Regions from separate parts of the Homo sapiens genome. Here region 2 is linked to region 1. A link is an interaction called in ENCODE POLR2A ChIA-PET data of the cell type or tissue named here. Cell type or tissue: CD4-positive, alpha-beta T cell. All regions are shown on one strand. Links, peaks and the distances in the headings refer to the core of each region. The heading gives the core; the rest is flanking DNA.

What was found. Peaks named below come from ENCODE experiments on the same cell type or tissue, not always from the same donor. Only the 100,000 strongest peaks of a DNase experiment are listed, where the experiment ranks them.
Region 2: POLR2A ChIA-PET joins it to region 1 with 5 read pairs; 1 of 35 experiments calls an interaction of 5 or more read pairs at or near these places.

What each region holds. Positions count from the first base shown.
Region 1 is chr12:110,588,297-110,593,665 of GRCh38, forward strand. No RefSeq gene overlaps it. Among named protein-coding and RNA genes, the nearest start is that of PPTC7, 7.7 kb to the left of the region's middle. RefSeq lists enhancers at 2,602-2,651, 2,672-2,721. In CD4-positive, alpha-beta T cell, for the core only: no CTCF peak of the experiment used is centred there; a DNase peak (open chromatin) is centred at 2,705; H3K27ac peaks cover 1,998 bases.
Region 2 is chr12:111,323,230-111,328,598 of GRCh38, forward strand. All of the region lies in intron 18 of CUX2 (cut like homeobox 2), which reads left to right. Among named protein-coding and RNA genes, the nearest start is that of MIR6760, 22 kb to the left of the region's middle. In CD4-positive, alpha-beta T cell, for the core only: no CTCF peak of the experiment used is centred there; a DNase peak (open chromatin) is centred at 2,265.

The DNA of each region.
Region 1 (5,369 bases), core at 54-5,053:
GAGGTGAGCGGATTACCTGAGGTCAGGATTTCGAGACCAACCTGGCTAATATGGTGAAACCCTGTCTCTACTAAAATATAAAAATTAGCCAGGTGTAGTGGTGGGCGCCTGTAATCTCAGCTACTCGGGAGGCTGAGGCAGGAGAATCACTTGAACCCAGGAGGCGGAGGTTGCAGTGAGCTAAGTTCATGCCACTGCACTCCAGCCTGGGCGACAGAGTGAGACTCTGTCTCAAAAAAATAATAAGAAGAATTTAGGACCTAATGCAGGGGGTCTTATATGCTAAGCTGAGGCTACTTAATGCTGGAGACAGCAAGGGGTCACCAAATGCCTTTAATATGCCAAATAATAATAGTGGTAATGATAATAACAAGAATAAGAGCAATGGAGCCCATGGGTTAAGCATGTACCATGTGTTTTGCCTGCATCCGCATCCTCTTCTCTTTTTTTTTTTTGAGACAGAGTCTCACATTGTTGCCCAGGCTGGAGTGCAGTCATGCGATCTCAGCTCACTGCAACCTCCACCTCCCGAGTTCAAGTGATTCTCCTGCCTCAGCCTCCTGAGTAGTTGAGACTACAGGCGTGTGCCACCATGCCTGGCTAATTTTTGTGTTTTTAGTACAGACAGGGTTTTCCCATGTTGGCCAGGCTGATCTCAAACTCCTGGCCTCAAGTGATCTGCCCACCTCAGCCTCCCAAAGTGCTGGGATTACAGGTGTGAGCCACCACACACCTGGCCTGCATCCTCTTCTCTGATCACTTTTTTTTTTTTTTTTTGAGACAGAGTCTTGCTCTGTGGCCAGGCTGGAGTGCAATGGCGTGATCTCGGTTCACTGCAACCTCCACCTCCTGCGTTCAGGTGATTCCCCTGCCTCAGCCTCCTGAGTAGCTGGGACTACAGGCACATGCCACCACGCCCAGCAAATTTTTTTTTTGTATTTTAGTAGAGATGGGGTTTCACCATGTTGGCCAGGATGGTCTCGACCTCCTGACCTCGTGTTCTACCTGCCTCGGCCTCCCAAAGTGCTGGATTTACAGGCATGAGCCTCCGTGCCTGGCCTGATCACCTATTTAAATCACCCAATAGTGCCATCTGCATTTTTCTTCATAACACATAGTGCTTATTTATTTTGTTGAATGTTTGTCTCCTCCCTGACTAAATGATAAATGCCACGAGAGCAGGAAATTTTGTCTGTTTTATTCATGACTTTAGGCCAGATGCAGTGGCTCACGCCTGTAATCCCAGTATTTTGGGAGGCGGAGGCAGGAGGATCACTTGAGGCCAGGAGTTCAAGACCAGCCTGGACAATATAATGAGACCCTGTCTGTACAAAGAAAAAAAAAAAAACCCAAAAACTGGCCAGGTGTGGTGGCATACACCTGTAGTCCTACTCAAGAGGCTGAGATGGGAGAATCACCTGAGCCAGGGGAGGTGGAAGTTGCCATGAGCTGTGATCATACCAGTGTACTCCAGGCTGGGCAACAGAGTGAGGCCTTGTATAAAAAAGAAAAAAAAAAAAGACTTTATATGGTGTCCAAAATAATGTCTGGCATATAATAGGTGCTAAATAAATAACCTAACAAGTGAATGCTGTTGAATACAAGAACCTGGGAAATCACATGTAACAAGCAACAAGCTGAAGAAAGCGTTGAGTAATATATTCAACTCGCTAGGCAGAGCTGGGCTGAACTGGAGAAGTGTCCCTGAGACACTTAATGCCTTCACTGCAAAGCCCTTTCGAAGTCACTAACCTTTGGCTGTTCTTTCCCTTTAACTCATCTTGCTTTGCGTCATGTGTGATGGTCATGTTTTTCCCCCCTAGAATCCATTCTCCTGCTTCTCTGATTATTGTATTTTGATTTTCCTTGGAGGAACAATCCAACACCCCCTAGGTTCATGCAGTTTATGTGGAACTGGACCAGGGCTCCAAGGATGAACATGTGGCCTAGGTCTGGCCAATCACAGCATTATATTCTGTTGCTAGCAGTGGTTGGTCCAGAGAGAAGGCACATGACCCAAGCCAGACCAAGGAAACTTCATTATGGGATTTTGCTGAAAGTGTTAGGAAGGAGAAATTATCACCAAGGTTTGTTTCTAAGCTGGTAGAATGCAAGCTTGGAGCTGCTGATGGCCATTTTTTTCTTTTCTTTTGTTGTTGTTGTTATTGTTGAGATGGAGTCTTGCTCTGTTGCCCAGGCAGGAGTGCATTAGTGCGATCTTGGCTCACTGCAACCTCGCCTCTCGGGTTCAAGCAGTTCTCCTGCCTCAGTCTCCCAAGTAGCTGGGATTACAGGCAGCTGCCACCACGCCTGGCTAATATTTGTATTTTTAGTAAAGATGGGGTTTTACCATGTTGGCCAGGCTGGTCTTGAACTCCTGAACTCAAGTGATCTGCCCATCTCAACCTCCCGAAGTTCTGAGATTACAGGTGTGAGCCACCGTACCCGGTCTGATGGCCATTTTTGCTGATACTTGGGAAGAACCAGCCTGAGAATGAAGTCAATACAGAGAGAAGCAGAGCCTAGAGATGGTAAGAAACAGAGGCCTGGTAAATGTCAATCAAACCCTGAATCCAGCTTTGCCTGAGGGAGGATCAGTCTCTGAACTAATATGAGTTCCCTATGTTGCTTTAGCCACTTTGATTTTGCCTTGTAATGCAGTGAATTCTAACAAACACATCACGTGATCCAAGTACCATGACTACAGTTACTAAATCAAAAACAAATCCCGAAACCAAAAGCAACTGTTTGAAGGGAACTTATCCTCTACTTACTTATATAAGCAGAGAGGGAACTTCCGCTTTTCAATAGAGAAGCTACTGAAGGAAAACTCATCCCTTTCTCTGGTACCTCCATGAGTGAGGAGTGATTTGCCTAATAGTGGGTTTGGGAGAAGATGCTGAGTTTGTTGCCTGGTCCCTTTCTCTTTTTTTCTTTTTGCTATGGCCTGACCTTTAGACACTGCTGTTTTCCTCCTTCACCATGAGGAGCCTGTCCCTGTGAAAGACATTTGCAGTAACCCAGCCTGTGGCTGGGTAAATTAGTTTAATCCAGAGGGAAATTGCATGCACCACTAAAGCCACATTCTCCAATCAGCCTTATCCAGAAAACAAACTCTAGAGCTCTAGTTTCCTGATTCATATATCTTTTTCTCAGTGGATTTGGAATTTGGAAAGGCTAAGGAGGGTGCAATTAATTATCAGCCCCATGAAACCCCAACATGTTAATTTACATATTTTCTTTAGAAAACTTTGAGAGGCAGTCCTGTGGAGATCAAATTTCTGGTGTTGTCAGGGCTCCAGGCTTAAAGGTAATTACGGGTCAAGTGTGTTCCTGACCTGGGTAGTTTGTGACAGTTACAGTGGTTCCACAGGATTTTAACTGGCTGGAGCCTGAGTACAAGGGCCTCTAGGGCAGGCCTTGACCTAACTCATGTGAGTACAGCCTTGACCTCAGCAGGCAGGCGGGACAGGGATTCGATTATTGGGGGAAAAGTCTTTCTGTCCCAGAGCAGGCTTACCTTCAAAAGGGCAGAACTTTAGTTTACCAACCTGTAGACTCCGGCGGGTAGATTTTTGCTTTTTGTAATACCTCTTTAAGCAACACTTGCGGCTGGGCAAGTTGACTTTGATTTGTGAATTGCATGAACTTTGATCACGGTTTAGCATTTGGAGAGCTCAGACTCTGGCTTTACCCATAGAATGGGGGTATATTTTATTAGTGAAAACAAATGAAAAGAACAGGGCCCTTATTGTATAGGAGATATGCTTCTTTGCGGGTGGAGGTAGATAAATTGAATGAAGACCCATAAGATAAGAAAACAGTGAGGCTTATGCCTTGAAACTTTTGTTTCTGAGAAACAGGTTTGCTTGAGAAATCAAGGAGGACCTGGACCTGGGTTGTTTGGTTTTGTTTTTTTGTGGGTTTTTTTTTTTTGAGCCAGGGTCTTACTCTGTTGCCCAGGCTGGAGTGCATGGAGTGCACGGTGCGATCTTGGCTCACTGCAACTTCCACCTCCCAGGTTCAAGCAATCCTCCCGCCTCAGCTTGGCAAGTAGCTGGGACTACAGGCGTGAGCCACCAACACTTGGATTTTTTTTTATTTTTTGTAGAGACAGGGTTTTACCATGTTGGCCAGGCTGGTCTTGAACTCCTGAGCTCAAGCAGTCCGCCTGCCTCAGCCTCCCAAAGTGCTGGGATTACAGGTGTGAGCCACCGTGGCCAGCCTGGGTTGTGTGTGGTTTTTTTTTTTTTTTGAGATGGAGTCTCACTCTGTCACCCAGGCTGAAGTGCAGTGGTGCAATCTTGGCTCACTGCAGCCTCCGCCTCCTGGGCTCAAGCGATTCTCATGCTTCAGCCTCCCGAGTAGCTGGGGTTACAGGCATGTGCCACCACACCCAGCCAATTTTTAAAAATTTTTAGTAGAGACAGGGTTTCACCATGCCTCCGCTGCTGAAAGTGCTGGGATTACAGGCATTAGCCACCGCACCTAGCCTGGGTTGTGTTTTAAAATATGCTTCTGGGCTGGGCATGGTGGCTCATGTCTGTAATCCCAGCACTATGGGAGGCCAAGGTTGGTGGATCATCTGAGATCGGGTGTTTGAGACCAGCCTGGCCAACATGGTGAAACCCCATCTCCACTAAAAATACAAACATTAGCTGGGTGTGGTGGTGGCGCATGCCTGTAATCCCAGCTACTTGCGAGGCTGAGGCAGGAGAATCCCTTGAACCCAGGAGGTGGAGGTTGCAGTGAGCTGAGATTCAGCCAGCCTGGCCTGGGCAACAAAGTGAGACTCCGTCTCTAAATAAATAAATAAATAAATAAATAAATAAATAAATATAAAAAAAATATGCTTCTGTTGTGCTACCAGAACAGAACCAGCAGAAGAGTGAAAGACAAATAAAGGAAGATCTGCTGACTAAACTGGAGGAGGGTGGGATTTTTTTTTAAAAAAAACATGATCTTGCTCTATCACCCAGGCTGGAGTGCAGTGGCCCGATCATAGCTCACTGCAGCCTCAAACTCCTGGGCTCAAGCAATCCTCCCACCTCAGTCTCCCAAAGTGCTGGGATTACAGGGATCTTTTATAAAGAGCTAGAACTGTGATCTTAGTAGACAAGCCAAACAGATGTGGAAGAGAAGTGAATTTTTGAAGGCTTAACTAGGGGGATATATATATATATATATATACATATATGTATATATATATATATATATATTTTTTTTTTTTTTTTTTTTTGAGATGGAGTTTCACTCTTGTTGCCCAGGCTGGAGTGCAATGACACGATCTCGGCTCACCACAACCTCCGCCTCCCGGGTTCAAGCAATTCTCCTGCCTCAGCCTCCCGAGTAGCTGGGATTACAGGTAT
Region 2 (5,369 bases), core at 183-5,182, 740 kb after region 1:
ACTGAGAAGGGCAGAGACCAGGGGAGGCCAGACCCTGAGTCCAAGGATCTGAGCTCAGTCTTGTCAATAGGACAAAACCATATCTCAGGTTCACAGAAACGAGCCAGGTCAGCAGGCCCATATCAACAGGAATATGGACTGGAAACATAATGTCAAGTGACAAAAGCCTCCATCCCAGTGACAGTGCTTACTATAGAAGCTAACACCTACAGGATGAGACTGCACACTGGTGTAGCTGTATGGCTGCAGACTTATGCATTAATATTTAAAAAGAGGCTGAGGACAGGCATGGGGGCTCACGCCTGTAATCCCAGCACTTTGGGAGGCTGAGGCTGGAGGATCTCTTGAAGCCAGGAGTTCAAGATCAGCCTGGGCAATAGAGGGAGACCGTGTCTCTACAAAATATAAAAATAATCAGTTGGAATGGTACGTACCTGTGGTCCCAGCTACTCGGGAGGCTGAGGCAGGAGGATCACTTGAGCTGTGATCATCCCACTGCACTCCGGCTTGGGTGACAGAGTAAGACCTTGTCTCAGAAAAAAGGAGGCCGAGCACAGTGGCTCACGCCTGTAATCCCAATACTTTGGGAGGTGAAGGCAGGAGGATCTCTTGAAGCCTGGAGTTTGAAATCAGCCTTGGCAACATGGCGAAACCTCATCTCTACAAATAAAAAATTAGCCGGGTATGGTAGCATGTGCCTGTAAGGGTGAGGCAGGAGGATCGCTTAAGCCCAGAAGTTCGAGGCTGCAGTGAGCTATGATCATGCCACTGCAGTGCATCTCACACTGCACTGGGCAAGTGAGACCATCTCTAAAAGAATTAATAAAATGAAATGTATAGGCCGGGTGTGATGGCTCACACCTGTAATCCCAGCACTTTGGGAGGCCAAGGCGGGCGGATCACAAAGTCAGGAGTTCGAGACCAGTCTGGCCAACATGGTGAAACCCCGTCTCTACTAAAAATACAAAAAATTAGCTGGAAATGGTGGCGTGCACATGTAATCTTAGCTGCTTAGGAGACTGAAGCGGGAGAATCACATGACCTGGGAGGCAGAGGTTGCAGTTGAACTGAGATCCTCACCATTGCGCTCCAGCCTGGGCAACAGTGTGAGACTCTGTCTCAAAAAAAAAAAAAAAAGAAAGAAAGAAATGCATAAGGAGGCAGCCCCCCAGCTGGGGAGGGAGGTTGCACTGGGCAGGGAGGGGGCCAGGAAGAGGCAGGGCGTGGTGACTTTGCTCTGCTCCTTTCCTATTCTTTTTTTTGTTTTGTTTTGTTTTTGTTTTTGTTTTGAGACAGAGTCTTGCTCTGTTGCCCAGGCTGGAGTGCAATGGCATGATCTCGGCTCACTGCAACCTCTGCCTCCCGGGTTCAAGCGATTCTCCTGCCTCAGCCTCCCGAGTAGCTGGGGTTACAGGCGTGCGCCACCATGCCCAGCTAATTTTGTATTGTTAGTAGAGACGGGGTTTCTCCATGTTGGTCAGGCTGGTCTTGAACTCCTGACCTCAGGTGATCCACCCACCTTGGCCTCCCAAGGTGCTGGGATTACAGGCGTGAGCCACAGCACCTGGCCCTTTCCTGTTTCTTTAAAACAAGAAGGAAGATTGGAAGTGACGGGGGTGAAGTGTCAGCATCGATTACGGTGATGGGTGGAAGGGAGGGGAGGACTTACATATTGTTGTCTGTATATTTCTATATGTTTTTAATAGTTTATAAATACAATGATTTAAAAACTCCTCTCCATAAGGCTGTAACGAGGATTAAAAGCAGCCATGCTGGCCGGGTGGGGTGCCTCATGCCTGTAATCCCAGCACTTTGGGAGGCTGAGGCAGGCGGATCACAAGGTCAGGAGATTGAGACCATCCTGGCTAACTCGGTGAAACCCGTCTCTACTAAAATTACAAAAAAAAAAAAAAAATTATCCGGGCGTGGTGGCAGGCGCCTGTAGTCCCAGCTACTCAGGAGGCTGAGGCAGGAGAATGGTGTGAATCCGGGAGGCGGAGCTTGCAATGAGCCGAGATCCTGTCACTGCACTCCAGCCTGGGCGACAGAGCGAGACTCCGTCTCAAAAGAAAAAAAAAAAAGCAGCCATGCTAATGCTAATGACCGCTGCCACTTACCACACATAGCACCAAGTGGTCAAAGTGCTTTGTCCTGTAATCTTCATGTCAGTCTCCACCAAAGGGACTGTTTATCATTTCCATTTCACAGATGAGGAAATCCAGGGGCATGGTAGTGCAGTGACTTGCCCAAGGCCATCATCCAGTGAGTGGCAGACCTAGGATGAGCACCCTGGGCTGTGGGCCATCAGGCTTCCTGCCCCCTAGGGTCCCGAAATGTGTCTACCCCAGAGCCTACCTGGGAAAAGACTTCCATCCTTTTTTGTTTATAGTGTTGTGGTGGGGAGGGGTGGGTTTTGTTTATAGTGTTGTGGTGGGGGAGGGGTGGGTTTTGTTTATAGTGTTGTGGTGGGGGAGGGGTGGGTTTGTTTATAGTGTTGTGTTGGGGGAGGGGTGGGTTTTGTTTATAGTGTTGTGGTGGGGGAGGGGTGGGTTTTGTTTATAGTGTGGTGGGGGAGGGGTGGGTTTTGTTTATAGTGTTGTGTTGGGGGAGGGGTGGGTTTTGTTTATAGTGTTGTGTTGGGGGAGGGGTGGGTTTTGTTTATAGTGTGTTGGGGGAGGGGTGGGTTTTGTTTATAGTGTGTTGGGGGAGGGGTGGGTTTTGTTTATAGTGTTGTGGTGGGGGAGGGGTGGGTTTTGTTTATAGTGTTGGGGTGGGGGAGGGGTGGGTTTTGTTTATAGTGTTGTGGTGGGGGAGGGGTGGGTTTTGTTTATAGTGTTGGGGTGGGGGAGGGGTGGGTTTTGTTTATAGTGTTGGGGTGGGGGAGGGGTGGGTTTGTTTATAGTGTTGTGATGGGGAGGGGTTGGTTTTGTTTATAGTGTTGTGGTGGGGGAGGGGTGGGTTTGTTTATAGTGTTGTGGTGGGGGAGGGGTGGGTTTTGTTTATAGTGTTGTGGTGGGGGAGGGGTGGGTTTTGTTTATAGTGTTGTGTTGGGGGAGGGGTTGGTTTTGTTTATAGTGTTGTGGTGGGGGAGGGGTGGGTTTTGTTTATAGTGTTGTGGTGGGGGAGGGGTGGGTTTTGTTTATAGTGTTGTGGGGGAGGGGTGGGTTTTGTTTATAGTGTTGTGTTGGGGGAGGGGTGGGTTTTGTTTATAGTCTTGTGGTGGGGTAGGGGTTGGTTTTGTTTTATAGTGTTGTGGTGATGGAGGGGGTTGGTTTTTGGTTTTTTGAGACATAGTCTCACTCTGTCACCCAGGCTGGAGTGGTGAGCCACTGCGCCTGGTCTGTGGTGTTAGGTTTTAACTAACTTTTTTACTGTAGTAAAATTCACATAACAGCTGGGCACCGTGGCTCACACCTGTAATCCCAGCACTTTGGGAGGCCGAGGCGGGCCGATCACTTGAGCCCAGGAATTTGAGACCAGCCTGGCCAACATGGAGAAATCCCGTCTCTCCTAAAAGTACAAAAATTAGCCGGGTGTGGTAGCACGCATCTGTAATCCCAGCTACTCGGGAGGCTAAGGCGAGAGGATCGCTTGAACCCAGGAAGCAGAGGTTGCAGTGAGCCGGATGGCACCACTGCACTGCAGCCTGGGTGACAGAGTGAGACTCTGTCTCAAACAAAGAAACAAACAAACAAAAATCACATAACGTAAAATGTACCTTTTAAACCATTTTTGAAGTATACAATTCAGTGGATCTAATACATGCACAATGCGTGTGACCATCACCTCTGTCTAATTCCAGAATATTCCCACCGCCCCAAAAAGGAACCCCATACCCATCCAGCAGTCATTGCCCATCCTCCTTCCCCCCAGCTCCTGGAATTCCGCTTTCTTTCTGTCTGGATTTGCCTCTTCTGAATGTTTCATATAGATGGAATCCTGTACTACTTGGCCTTCTGTGGCTGGCTTCTTTCAGTTAACGTGTTTTCAAGGCTCATACAGGCTGTAGTATGCATCAGAATTTCCTTCCTTTTTTATGGCTAAATGATATTCCATTGTATGGATAGACCCCATTTTGACTATTTTGAATAATGCGCCTATGAAAATTTGTGTACATATTTGTGTTTGAACCCCCATTTTCAGTTCTTCGAACATATATCTAGGAGTACAGTTGGCTAGATCATATGGTAACTCTTGTGTTTAACTTACTGAGGAAGTTCAAAGGGTTTCTGTTTCTCCAGGTCCTTACCAACATGGGTTATCTCCCATTTGTTGACGCTAGCCATCCTGGTGGGTGTGTAAGTGGTATTTCACTGTAGTTTTTATTTGCATTTCCCCAATGTCTGATTGTTTTGGTTGTAGATTTTATTGTCATGGAAGGATTTGACCACAGGTAGGATAGAGGTAAGCAGAGAAGATGGAGAATGGTGCTCCTTGTGGAAGGAATGGCACAGGCAGCGGCTAGGAGGTGGGACCATGCACGGCCTGGGAAGGGATGTGAGTAGAGGTGGCGGGGTCCCCTGCTCTCCCAGAATAGGAAGCCAAGGCTAGGCACAGTGCGTCACACCTGTAGTCCCAGGACTTTGGGAGGCTAAAGCAGGCGGATCACTTGAGGTCAGGAGTTTGAGACCAGCCTGACCAACATGGCAAAACCCCTTCTGTACAAAATTACAAAAATACAAAAATCAGCTGGGCATGGTGGCAGGTGCCTGTAGTCCCAGCTACTCAGGAGGCTGAGGTATGAGGATGCTTGAGCCTAGGAGGTCAAGGCTGCAGTGAACTGGAGTGAGTGCCTTCCAGTCTGGACAATAGAGCGAGACCCTGTCTCAAAAACAATAATAATAATGATGAGGGAATCAGGCCTGGAGGTGGCTACTGTAGCTGCTGGCCCTAGGGAGAGAGTGGTGATGGCAGAGCCACCCTCACAGCCTCTGCTTGTTCATAACCCACTGGGCCTGGAAGCAAAAGGGTGTATCCATTGCCCACAAAGTCCCACAGAGTCTGGCTGTGGGGCTGGGTGTCAGGACCTGTCCAAGCCCCGCTTGTGTATGCCCTGGCCACTGGGGCGGGCAGGGACCGGCACTGGAACCCTGACCATACCTGTTACTGAAGTTGAGCCAGATGCCACGGGAGGGTTATAAAGCACGCCCTTATCCCCACGTCCACTGCCAGGCGCAGCCCCGGGTATAATCGGCGCTACCTACCGTGGCAGCATCAGTATTCCAGACCCTTCCATCCGAGGTTTCTCAGAATTCTCAAGCAGTCAAGGAAGCCCTGTCCTGTCCCCATACACAGTCCCTGTCTTCCCTCTGTCTCTCTCCTGATCTCTGTCTCTCTCCTCCAATTTCTTTTGTGTGTGTGTGTGTGTG